Linked DNA regions of Mus musculus: all the other regions are linked to region 3. Evidence: chromatin loops called from intact Hi-C (ENCODE). Cell type or tissue: heart. All regions are shown on one strand.

Evidence for each region. Hi-C counts contacts between places; a loop is a spot of excess contacts. Peaks named below come from ENCODE experiments on the same cell type or tissue, not always from the same donor. Only the 100,000 strongest peaks of a DNase experiment are listed, where the experiment ranks them.
Region 1: it touches region 3 in a loop (2.3-fold over the local background); 4 of 42 quality-filtered maps call a loop at or near these places.
Region 2: it touches region 3 in a loop (12-fold over the local background); 4 of 42 quality-filtered maps call a loop at or near these places.

The regions. Positions count from the first base shown.
Region 1 is chr1:128,703,305-128,707,304 of GRCm38, reverse strand. No RefSeq gene overlaps it. Among named protein-coding and RNA genes, the nearest start is that of Cxcr4, 110 kb to the right of the region's middle. In heart, no CTCF peak of the experiment used is centred here; a DNase peak (open chromatin) is centred at 2,004.
Region 2 is chr1:128,455,014-128,459,013 of GRCm38, reverse strand. No RefSeq gene overlaps it. Among named protein-coding and RNA genes, the nearest start is that of Gm23902, 33 kb to the left of the region's middle. In heart, no CTCF peak of the experiment used is centred here; DNase peaks (open chromatin) are centred at 1,733 and 2,543; H3K4me3 peaks cover 421 bases; H3K27ac peaks cover 793 bases.
Region 3 is chr1:128,590,261-128,594,260 of GRCm38, reverse strand. Cxcr4 (chemokine (C-X-C motif) receptor 4) reads left to right here and starts at 1,962. Exons shown (of 2, transcript NM_009911.3): 1 at 1,962-2,072. The coding sequence starts at 2,052. In heart, a CTCF peak has its summit at 1,618 (motif pointing left); DNase peaks (open chromatin) are centred at 980, 1,870, 2,380 and 3,280; H3K4me3 peaks cover 3,479 bases; H3K27ac peaks cover 2,075 bases; H3K27me3 peaks cover 662 bases.

The DNA.
Region 1 (4,000 bases), 110 kb before region 3:
GAGAAGTCTCTGGTTACTGTAATAATCCAATATGGTAGTCTCCTGGAACTACGGATAGGATTAGGGCTATAGAACTGTGTTCATCCAGCAGGATGCTGGTAAAAGCATCCTTATACTGAGCATTCATTTAGTGTCTCATCTGAATCTGTCTGTCCATCAATGGTTCCAGTCAGTTCTGAATCGCCTGGTTTCAGAGAAGAAATGAGGTCATTCAAAGCACCACACAGAAACAAGGGGGAGTTGGGATTTTTATTGGCTTTTACTTGTTTTAAGTCATAACACAAAACAATATTGTGTCTCAGTGGGTGGTGTGGGCCCTTGCTTTGGGCTGAGGACTGTAATGGGTTGAGCTCATTCAAGCGAGGTGTTGAGTATACATGTCTCTCATCTGCTCGGAGAGGTAGATTTATGTGACGGGACGAAAGCATGCCTTCTCTCTTTCTTCATCACCCAGTGGAAGATGGATGAAGAGAGAATCCAGAGATAAAGGGATTTATCTCACTCTTGGACCAGGTTTAGCTGAAACACTGAAGGCTCAGTCTGAGGTCTCTCAATCTGAGGGCAAAGGAGAGGGAAGAGAGTGTAGCCTCCAACTTCTCTGGCTCTGGAGAGCCTAGCAATGGATGGTTCCCCGAGGAACCAAACTCCTGAGAGGTGACACCATGGAGCTCACCCTCTGGATACTTCCATTTCTCCAGGCCATCCTGCCCATCAAAGGCATCGTGAAGAAAAGGAGCAAGATGTTGGTCTCCAGGGCCTGCTTTGATGTTTCTAGATGTTCTCCCCAAAGCTGCTGCCATTTTAAAATAAACACATATCCCTCCCTTGCTCTGGCCTTCATTATCTTAGAAAACGCTCTGGGTCTGCCCTCAACTATCACCACAAAAGGAACAAGGTAAAAGGCTAGGAGACAGTCATATCAGCAAAGTGTTGGCTTTACAAGCATGCAGACCTCAGGGCAATCCCCAGAACCCACATGAAAATACCCAGGGGTGCTGGTACCTGCTTATCATCTAAACACTGAGGAGGGAGAGACAGGAAAATCTCCAGCCTAGTCTACTTGCTGAGCTCCAGGTCAGTGAGAGAACTTGTCTCAAAGGAGACGGACCCTGTTCCTGACCCAAAGTTGTCCTCTGGCCTGCAAACACACACACACACACACACACACACACACACACACACACACACACAAATAGGGAGGGACGGGGAGGAAGGGAAGAAGAGAGGGAGGAAAGAAAGAAGGAAAGAAGGGGAGGAGGAAAGGAGGGAGAGAAGAAGGAGAGGAACAAAAGAAAGAACAAGAAATAAAGTAAGCGTGTCCCAGCTCAAGACAGCTAAGTTTCTCTCCTTGGAGGACAAGCTATCCAGGCCAAGCTCACCACCATCCTGTTCCTGAGACGATGAGGCCTTGTCTCTTTTGATGTCAACCTGTTCTATGTAAGGGAAGGCTGAATGAAGCAAAACTTTAGAGAGAAAATAGTCCTCTTTCTTTGTTGAATAAAGCAAACATGAACTTAGCTACTTTACACTAGCAGGCCTGATGTACTACTGAATTGAATCTGACCACTCTGAAGTGGAAAGAAAAGAATGGGGACAACACACACACACACACACACACACACACACACACACACACACACACACACACACATACACACACACACACCAGAGTCTGGAAAAGGAGGCAGGTACAATGTTGACGACTGGCTGAGTCCCTCGTGCCTGCATCCACCTGGTCCTGAGAAGCAGGTCCAAGGAACCAAGAGTTCTTGTTCCCAAGAACACAGAAGCACTCCTGCAGTGTTAGTTGGGGAGTGGGGAGGATGGTAACTAAGAGTCCTCCTCTATACACACCAGGGGAGAAAGTCCCAGTGTCTGAAAAACAAACACTTATAAATAGGGAAGTGTCTGGGGCTGAGAAAAGCAGCAGACACCTGACAGCTTTCATTACGCAAATCACAATTAGTCCTCCAAAGCAAGTGACTAAAGTCTGCATCAGTAGGAAGAAGTTGACCCCGGGGTTTCTACAGTCTGATGACTAGAGTCGGAGGCTTTCAAAACAGGAAGCACCAGATATAATATCAAATGACCCAGACAGTAAAAAGCAAGGCAGAAAAAAAGATTCTAAATTGGAAGACAGGAAGTCACAATCATGCCACCAACAATGTAGATATTTCTCTGAGATATGCTTGGCTAGATGCCCTGGCACAGCCAGATGTAGGAGTGTAACCAAAACAGAGAAGAGTGACTGAGGCCAGATCCTCAGAAATGGTCAAGATAGTACCATTCTTGATACTCCCACCCCTGAAATATCAGATGTTATGTTTCTAGGATCTAAGAGCAGCCTGTACAGGCAGAAGGCTGGATGCTACTGTCGATCAGCCCTGGATCTATGCTGCTACAACAACCAAAAATAAAAACCAACCCTCCAGCCACCTCCTTGCTCAGATGCTCCCTTCTCCCAGAGTCCTGCCTCTCCTCCACTCTCACTCTCCACCCAGCTGGTCCAAGGGATTCCTGAAGTTAACAGAGAGCTTCCCTACTTTTGGTCAATGACTGATGGGGGTCGCCATCTTTGAACTCCTGAACATGAGTCCTGGGGTTCCCACTATAAGGATGCTAAGTTGTCTCTACTGGAATTTCAAATTCCATGATTTACACCTGTGGGATGCAGTTGCTATGTAGCTCCCACCTGCTAGAGAATGAAAACCCACACAAAGGAAAGCCACATGGTTCCTACAGAGCAGAAAGAAGAGCTTATCTCATATGATGCAATTATACCCTTGGGTCCAACCTGACAGACACCAAACCATGCTCTTGAGCTGCTGAGAGCAATGATGCCTCCTGCTCCTTCAGCTGAGAGTGTGTCTCTTGCAATACAAGTTGTTGAAATTTAGTAAACAAAGGGGCAAGTCTCCAGTCTCTATGAGGCATTCAGGAGGCCTTTGCTGTTGTTACATTGTCCCGGGAGCAGCCTACTGCTGCCGTCACTCTGAAACCTTAACACAAGCTCCCTATCCCTCTGGATCTTTCCTCCTCTGGAATGCAGAGTTCAACCAAGAGGGTTAGCACGCTAGCAAGTACTAAGATTATGACCTCAACTCCTAACCATCTCCTGAAATGTTTCAAAGACCCAAAGCAGTGCTCAGGATACACCCGACCTTCCATTCCAACAGGTGCTTCCAGCAATGTTACAAAATACAAACAGGAAAGTGTAAGTTATCTGGAAAGTTGTGGCTCAGGAAAACTCTACCACTGAAGTGTCTCTCCGAGTCCAGATGTTCAAAAGTTACCAGAGATGTGAGGGCACTGCCCTTTCTTCCTGAGCAAGACTTCTGTGGCCCCTGAATGGCCATAGAGAGATCATGCAAAAGCAGTCACCAAGAACATAAAATAATAATAATAATAAATATAAAGTGAGATCTGGGAAGATGCTCTGTGGACAAAGCATTTGCTATGCAAGCATGTGGATGTGAGGACAAAACCACAGGTCCCCCACAAAACCCAGGTGAGATGATGTGTGTTTGCAAGCCCAGGGTTTCCATGGCAAGATGGGAGATGAAAACAAGATAACCCCAGGTCAGAAGTCAGTTAGCCCGATGAATGAAGCAGTGAACAAGAGACCCTATTTAAACAAGATGGAGGGTAAAGAGGTACTGGAGACTCTCTTCTGATTTGTATTCACACAAACAATACCATACACACACACACACATACACATACACACACATACACATACAGACATCCACACCATACCCCCATATACACAGCACAAACACATACATACACATACATACACCACACCCATACACAGCACACATATGCACAGAACACATACACACACAGTACACACATATGTACCACACACACACCACACATACATACCCACCCTCACACACACACACACACACACACACACACACACATATACACATACATATATACACAATACACATATAAACACCACACACATACAATCACATACAAAAACACATATATA
Region 2 (4,000 bases), 140 kb after region 3:
CAGTTGCAGATCTTGCAGAGCACCTGGGTTCAGTTTCTAGTACCCACATAGCAGCTCACAATGATCTGTAACTCCAGTTCCAGGGGATCCAATGCCCAGTTCTGGCCTCCTCACATGATATAAATACATAGATGCAGACAAAACCTTCATACACATGAAATAAAAATAAACAAGTCTTGAGAGAGAAAGAGGAGAGAGAGAGAGAGAGAGAGAGACTACCTTAATGAGGTAGAAAGATCGTCTCCCACATACATTAACAGTAAAATAAATAAGATACAATGTCATCCTTGGCTATACAGAGAAGTTGAGGCCAGCCTGGGATACATTCGACCCTGTCACAAAAATAAATAAGTAAGTAAGTAAATAAATAAATAAATAAATAAATAAATAAATAAATAGGTTTCAGGGAGCTGGGATTATAGCTTGATGGTAGAGCATTTCCTGGCATGTCTAAGGCCCTGGGTTCAGTCTCTAGCACAGCACATAGAACCAAATACACAATGAGGACCTAATGCCTTTGCTGAGCATAGAGACGATACGGAGTGACAAGTAGCAATTCACAGCATCCAGTTCAACGTCGCCTAGTACACATGCCTGATAGCCTGCATCCCAGAGGTACGAAGTCATCTCTCTTGGACTGAAAGCCCAGTCCAAATTCTGCACCTCTTCTTCTTACAGTAATGCAAGTGCAGTTTTCATTACAGTGTTCCAAGATGAGAGAGATACTGGATTCTCTAAGAATCCCTGAAAGCCACAGCACTGAAATCCCTGACCTACTGGATATCTGTTTGGCATCCAGACTTCTTAGAGTGTTGGTTCTCAACCTGTGGGTCTCAACCCCATTGAGGGTCACAGATCAAATATCCTGCATATCAGTATTTACATTACAATTCACCACAGTTATGAAGTAGCAATGAAAACAATAATTTTATGGTTTGGGGGTCTTTTGCATACCTAGCTAGTCTTTGCTTCCCCTCAACCAGGAGACGTTTAAAGGGAAAGGACAGCCTGCAGAGAGATAGGAGACAAAAGAGGAATGAACATGAGCAAAAGAAGGAGAGAGAAAGGTGGAGGTGGGGTGAGCTATAGCTCAGTTAGGAGAGCATGGTTATCTAACAAGCACTAGATCCTGGTCCCATTTCCAGCACCCAACAAGCTGCAAGTTGTATGGGTCTGTAATTCAACTTCCCGCTTGGGAAGTAGAGGCAGGGACATTCAAGGTCTTCTTCTGCTGCATATTGAATTTGAGGCCAGTCTTAGCTAGAGAGCCTGTCTGTCAAAAGAGAAAGAGGGAGGAGTGAAAATCAGAAAGGAATGGGGGACAGGGAGGAAGAAAAGAAGAAGAGACAGAGAGAACAAAAGGAAGGAAAGAAGGACCGTGAAGAGAGAAAGACCTCTGCAGAGGAACCCGGTGCTGAGCCCACCCGGTGTTTATCATCCCAACTGAACAGGTCCTAAGGATGGCTTTTCAAGACTCGCTTTCATATCAGCGCTGTGTGATACCTGGAGTAGAGACAAGCCGAGTGGGAAGACAGTATCCCACAGAGCCCAATAGAAGATTCCCACTGGAGTTTGTTTGTCCTATATTTTATACACAGGAATTTAAGACAATATAACTCCTTCCTTTCAAAACAAGCAGTTTTCCCTTCTGGCCACCGCAGCATTAACACAATTGTTAACCCTGGCATGCCTCGTGGTCCCGGGAGCCCGCCGCCTCCCCCTTCCTCGGGACTCTGGGAGCTTCCTCTGCTCGCTGTGTGTGTTCTAAGAGTTTGCCTGCACTCTGCCTGTTTATAGCACAGGAGCAGGAAGAAACAAAGCAATTGTGAGGCTTGTTGAGAAGCTGTTCGTATGATATTAAAGGTGACCTTGCCACTTATGTTTCTATTTATTCTACTTCCTTCCAAGCCGGGGCAAATCCTTCCCTTCCGAGTTGGAGCGGCGCTCTTTGGATAGCAGTCTGTGGGAACAGAGAGGCGTTCAGGCCCTCAGAGGTTATTCATTACAGTATCTGGAGTATAGCGTTTCCTATTCACTCCCGGTCCGGTCTGTTAAGTGACTGTTGCTTGGCAGAAGGAAAGGGAGGCTTTGGTGAGAAGCAGTTTTTGTTGTTGTTTACCTCCAAACGCTTTAATGAGGTTTAATCTTAGCGTAGTAAGGAACTTCCAAAAAATAAAATAAAATAAAATAAAATAAAATAAAATAAAAAGTAGGCATGCATAAAAGAATACCTGTGTATGGCATACATGTCTGTGTGTGTACACAGGTGCACCTGAGCAGGTGTGGCAAGCCAAGAGTGACGCTGGGTATCATCCACGGTTATTCTCGTCCTCAGAGTCAGCAGGACAGACAAGCCAGTGAGATTCCACCTGTCTCTGCCTCCCCAGTGCTGGGGTTCCAGGCAAGCACGACCACTACACTCGACTCTTTATGAGGGTCCTGGAGATCTGAACCCAGGACCTCAGGCTTGATTGTCGGGCACTTTACAGACCCATCTCAGAACACAAATAGACGCGTCATATACACAGCAGAAGCCAAATGGCACGTGCTCTCCATATTTGTGTGAGAACGTCATTTGTGAAGTTGACCGTGGTGTCTGTTAGAATAGGAGCCAAAGTTCAATCTGGAGTTAGCTGGCTATGCTGGGATTTTGCGTTGCAGTTTGTTGCATCTTTTTTTTTTTTTTTTTTTTTTTTTTTTTCCGGGAAGTAGAGGCATTTCCTGAAGGATGAAGGAGCTTAGCAGGTGCATTGCTAAGTATAGATGCAGAGGTACAGGTTGTGCTAGATAGGGGCAAAACAAGCCTTAGCAAGACGTGAGCTTGACGATTTTGGACAGTTGCTTCAGCTGTCTGGCTTTATAACTACGTCACTGAAGGTGTCAAGGTAGCTGTACTATCAACACAAGTGGAGTGTTTGCTGCATAGTGACTTAGGGAACATATAAATCAATGTGTGTTGTTAAATCGGCCCTAATCGCTTTTTCTCCACTGAAAACATCTTTCTCAAGCTGGAGGAAATGGCTTAGTAAGAACACTTGCTGTGCAAGCATGAAGAACGTGAAGAGTTTGATTCCCCGGGACTAATGTAAATGCCAGTCATAGCCAAGCATGCCTACAACCCCAGTGCAGAGGACTGGAGACAAGCGAAGTCCAGACAAGCTCACTGGCTAACCAGCCTAGCCTAAAGGGCAAGAGCAAGAGAGGAAGACACCAGACGTCCTGCTCTGGCCCCTGCATTCTCATACACTGGCCCATGCATCTGAAAACACAGGTGCACATACATACACACCACACACAAACACAAAAGAACAGGCTTGCTTTCATTAAAAACAAATTCTATTATATCTGTGCATCTGTCTGTCTCTAAGGACATGCACTATGGCACTTGGGTAAAAGTCAGACAACCTGCAAGAGTTGGTTCTCTCCTCTACCAGGTGGATCTCTAAGATTGAACTCAGACCATCAGGTTTCATGGCAAGCTCCTCTATCCACTGGACCATCTCGAAGGCCTTCTTGGTTTGATTTGGCTCCTTAAAATGTTTGGATAATTCTTATCTCCTCACAGTATAGGTAGATATTTTGTCTTTGAGGTCCACTGTGTGAAATACATGTTGTTGAGTCCTTTTAAAGCCTGAAGCTCCACTCAACTGCTTACTCTTTTCTCAGTGAGCTTCACCAAGTTTACCTCCTCCTGCCCACCTACCCCCACCCACCTTATTTTTATGTTTTCATGCTGTTTTTGAGTTAGAGTCATGTAACCAAGGCTGGCCTCAAACCCACTATGCAGCCAAGATTGACCCTGAACCTCTCATCCTCCGGCCTTCATTTCCCATGTTCTAGGATTACCGTCCCGCACCACCAGGCCTAGTTTACATGGTGCTAGGGATTGAACCCAAGGCCGCAGGTATGCTTGGCAAGCACAGTGCCAACTGAGTTGTGTCCTCAGCCCCCATCAAGCCCCTTTCTTGATTAGAATTCCAATTGATCTAGAAGAAATGAG
Region 3 (4,000 bases):
TACTCAGATTGTACTCTCTGTCGTTCAGGGACAGGTTCGCAAGATTCCCTTTCTCCCATTTTAGCCTTTGGGAATGCAGGAATTTGGAGGCTAGACACAGCTCACCATCCTGCTGCTACCGATCTTGAACACCAGCGCTCTTTTAATGGGTCTGATATTCCGGTCCACGGGCTCTTCTGTCTGTCCTAACTAGTTTATGGAAATATGAGCCTATGTTTTAGTAATGATTGGATATAATTAAAAGTGCTTGTGGAAGTTCTTGGCTTTTAACTTAGCAGTTTTTGAGGGTCGCACTTCCTAATTTCATCCTTAGCTTTTCTGGATCACATAAGTGCAGGGCAGAAGAGGACTTTGACAGCACATTTTGAAGGAGAGTGCCCAGGCCATACAGGAAGATGGAGAGAGACGAGTTCCCAGGCTGTAAAACAGCTCCCCAGCACTTCCAACCGAAAGCCTTCCTTAGCTAAAGAAGGAGGTGCAAATGATAGTACAGTTAGTAGACTGCTTGCCTAGCCTACACAAAGCTCTGATTTAAGCCCTATCAGCACGAAAATTGGGCGTGGTGGCACACAACTGTAATCCCAGTACTAGGCAGGTGACAAACGGGATCATCAGAAATTCATGGTCATCCTTAACTACATACGGAGCCTGAGTCCAGCCTGTACTACATAAAACTGCCTCAAACAAAACAAACAAACAAACAAACAAACAAACAAAAAAGGAACGGGAGAAGTGGGGCGGGGATGGAGTTGAGGGCGCAGTCTGGGCCTGCCTATCCTTTGGTCCATTCCAGGAGGGGGTGGGGGCGGTATCTGGGTTGCATAGCAACCCAGGCTCCTGCTGCCGGATGTCTCACCACCCCCAGTGCCCCCGGCATTGGATCCCGCGGTCTCTGGCTGGAGGTCTGGTTGGTTCTGACCCCACCCTTTTCTCCCTCCCCGCCTAGCCCAGGCTCGGCGCCGGTCGGATCCCGCGCGAGCCTGGGAAGCAGTCTGGGCGCCCACTGCAACCTTAGCCTGTCTGAGATTCCCTAGCCATCCACGCCCCCAACCTGACCTAACTAGCTCTTCACTAAGACTTCCCATCTTAGTGTTCTGCGTGGGAGACGCGAGATAGGCATGAAGCGAAAGCTCTGGGCTCAGGCCAGGCTTTGCAGTCCCAGGCTGCTCCATTTGGTCTCTTGGAGCTCGTGGAGCGCCCACTGACTGCGCATGAATCGCGGCTAGCTTCCCAGCTGGGACTCTGTAATTATCTGTTAACTAGATGCATCCCCCTATGTGCTTATGAAATGAAAATGAACCAGTGTTTCTGTGCGGATTTCTTAGGATGTGATTACACAAAGTCCTCGCCGCTCAATTCTTTATAATAAAGCACATTTCAATCATTTTACATACACACACACCCAAATCTCTTCACGAAATTGTTGCCACTATTGTGACTTTCTTCCTGGGAGTATATCTGCTTCTGGATGGGTCCGCAAGTGCTTTCTGCCACACCTGACCCTAATGTCATTATATGAATATGTAGTAACACACACTTGCTTGGAAGAGTTTTGGTAGTAATCACTCCTGACAGCTCAGAGTATAGAACCCTGGCGGAGGTTCCAACATTGCCGCCTACTGGTTAGGCAGGCTCCAAGTCACACACCCCCATCCCCAGTCTTGTCTCAAGTTCTCCACCCGTAAACTCCAGGTCTAAAATTCTATCCACGTGGGTAAGGATGGATGCGCGACCCGCAGAAACACCCTGGCTGGCATCCTGCTTTCCCCAACTCTGAGAACATTATCCGGCCAGGCTCTGGACCCATACTGACTTAAAACACAACAGCAGTGGCTCTTGGACTTCTGTTTGCCCGCGCCCTGCGCCCCGCCCCCGCCAGTCTCCTCCCGCCCCGTCCGAGCTGCGCATGCGCCGCCCCGGGAGCGTGTTTTTATAAAAGTCCGGTTCGGGCCAGAAACTTCAATTTTGTTGCCTGGTGCAGCAGGTAGCAGTGAAACCTCTGAGGCGTTTGGTGCTCCGGTAACCACCACGGCTGTAGAGCGAGTGTTGCCATGGAACCGATCAGTGTGAGTGTAAGTCCACTTGCATCCTACTTTATAGTAAACGTGCAAACGTGTGAACTTAGAGCTCAGCCCCTTTAAGGAGCGGGTTGAAGCAACTAAAACCTTGAGGGGTGTCAGGGTCACAAGGAGGAGCGGGAACTAATTTTTTTTTATGTGTGTGAACATGGCTATAGGGGGAGGAAGATAGGAATATTTTTGCCAGTAAGTTGAGTGGGACGGGTTCAGATGGAGCTTTCCTAAGGTTGCTCTTGTTTCCCTCCCCCTTGAGTCCCGCGGCGCGCGCCGACTTGCACGCTGTTTGCAAACGTCCCAGTTTTTTGAAAAAGGGAGAAGGGCTTGCCCTCTGTCCCAAGACTCAGACCATCGTCTGGTCCTCCTGAAAACAGGAGTTTTCTTAGAGTTTCTTACATTGTGTGAATTTAGAGACTTTAGTCGGCACGCGTAGGCACTACATTCTGGGTGAGCTTCGAACCGGAGCGTCTTGGAGCGGTTCTTGGAGTTAGGAGTGCGGTTCTGAAATTCCATAGTGCAGACAGAGGAGCGCCCGTCTTCGGCGGGAAAAGTGAGCTAGTCTGCCGCGTCGCTTGCCTAGAGGGGGGGCACAAACTGCGGCAGCCGCGGAGAGAACGTCGCTTTGGGATGGAGCAGCAGCGCTTTGCGGGCATCCGACCCGCCACTTCCCCGCAGTGGCAAACGAACCTCCCGAGGTCGGGCTTGCCTTTAGGATCGTTCCTGAGAAAGGGTCATAAGTCTGTACCATGATGCTGCTGGCCATGACGGCGGTTGGGGACAGGAGGGCATGTTGGGACCGCACCTGGGTTGTGCCGGGTCGCCGGAGGGATGAACAGGTGCAAGCTCGGAGACTGTTTGACTGAGCCCCAGTGTTTAACCGTCGGTGGTTTCCTGAGCCTTTTGAAACCCCCTCGCTTAGGGAGGGTTTTGTTCTTTGGTGATTTTTTTTTTTTTTTCCGTTTCCTCCGGCGGCGCGCAATTCAAAGGCGCTCGCGCTGGAGCAGCCCAATCTGTCGCTCGCACCCGGAGGAACGATCCTGGCGCGCAGCCAGGAGGAACCCCTAGAACCGCTGTGTGTTGGTCGTAGACCTGGGTATGATGGGCAACGGTGCCAGCCCCTAGGTGGGTGACTCGGACATCGGGGTGCGCACGGTCTGGACCACTCCTGCTGCCTACCTCGGACTCCAGTAACTAACTGGGTCCGCTGCAGGATGGGAAGCGACCGGAAAGTGAGGAAGTGAAACTTGGGGGCGAAAACCACGGGGTACAGACCCCGTGACTTTCCCCACCCAGGACAGTGTGACTCTAACGTCCCAGATCCACCCAGTGATAAACATGGGTTTGGCAAGAGAGACCCACCTTCCAGAGAAGCGCCGCACGGGGTGAAGTAGGGGAGTGCTATTTGCTCCTTTCTAACACTCTGCTGACCCTAAACCCCCAAAGACCTTCACATTATCCAGCTTTCTTCACTACGCATGACTCGAAATGTAATAGTTTGTGTTAGACAGACGTGAGAAAAACAAGGTTTTGCGCCTAAAAAGCTAAGAGTCTTTGGGGGACCCCCACCGTCAAGCTCCGTCTTTCTTTCTTTCTTTCTTTCTTTCTTTCTTTCTTTCTTTCTTTCTTTCTTTCTTTCTTTCTTTCTTTCTTTCTTTCTTTCTTTCTCTCTCTCTCTCTCTCTCTCTCTCTCTCTCTCTCTCTCTCTTTCTTTCTTTCTTTCTTTCTTTCCTTCCTCCTTTGGCTAATCCTCATACAGAAATCCCATCTCCTTCAACACAGACTTTAACCCCACGCCGCTGGATACCACCGCACACAGTTTTGAGAGTGACTTCTTTGTTTGAATGGAGGATTTGTTTGTTTGGTTTGGTTGTGGGTTTTTTTGGCTTGGGTTTTTGTTTGTTTGTTTGTGGTTGGGGGGGGCTTTA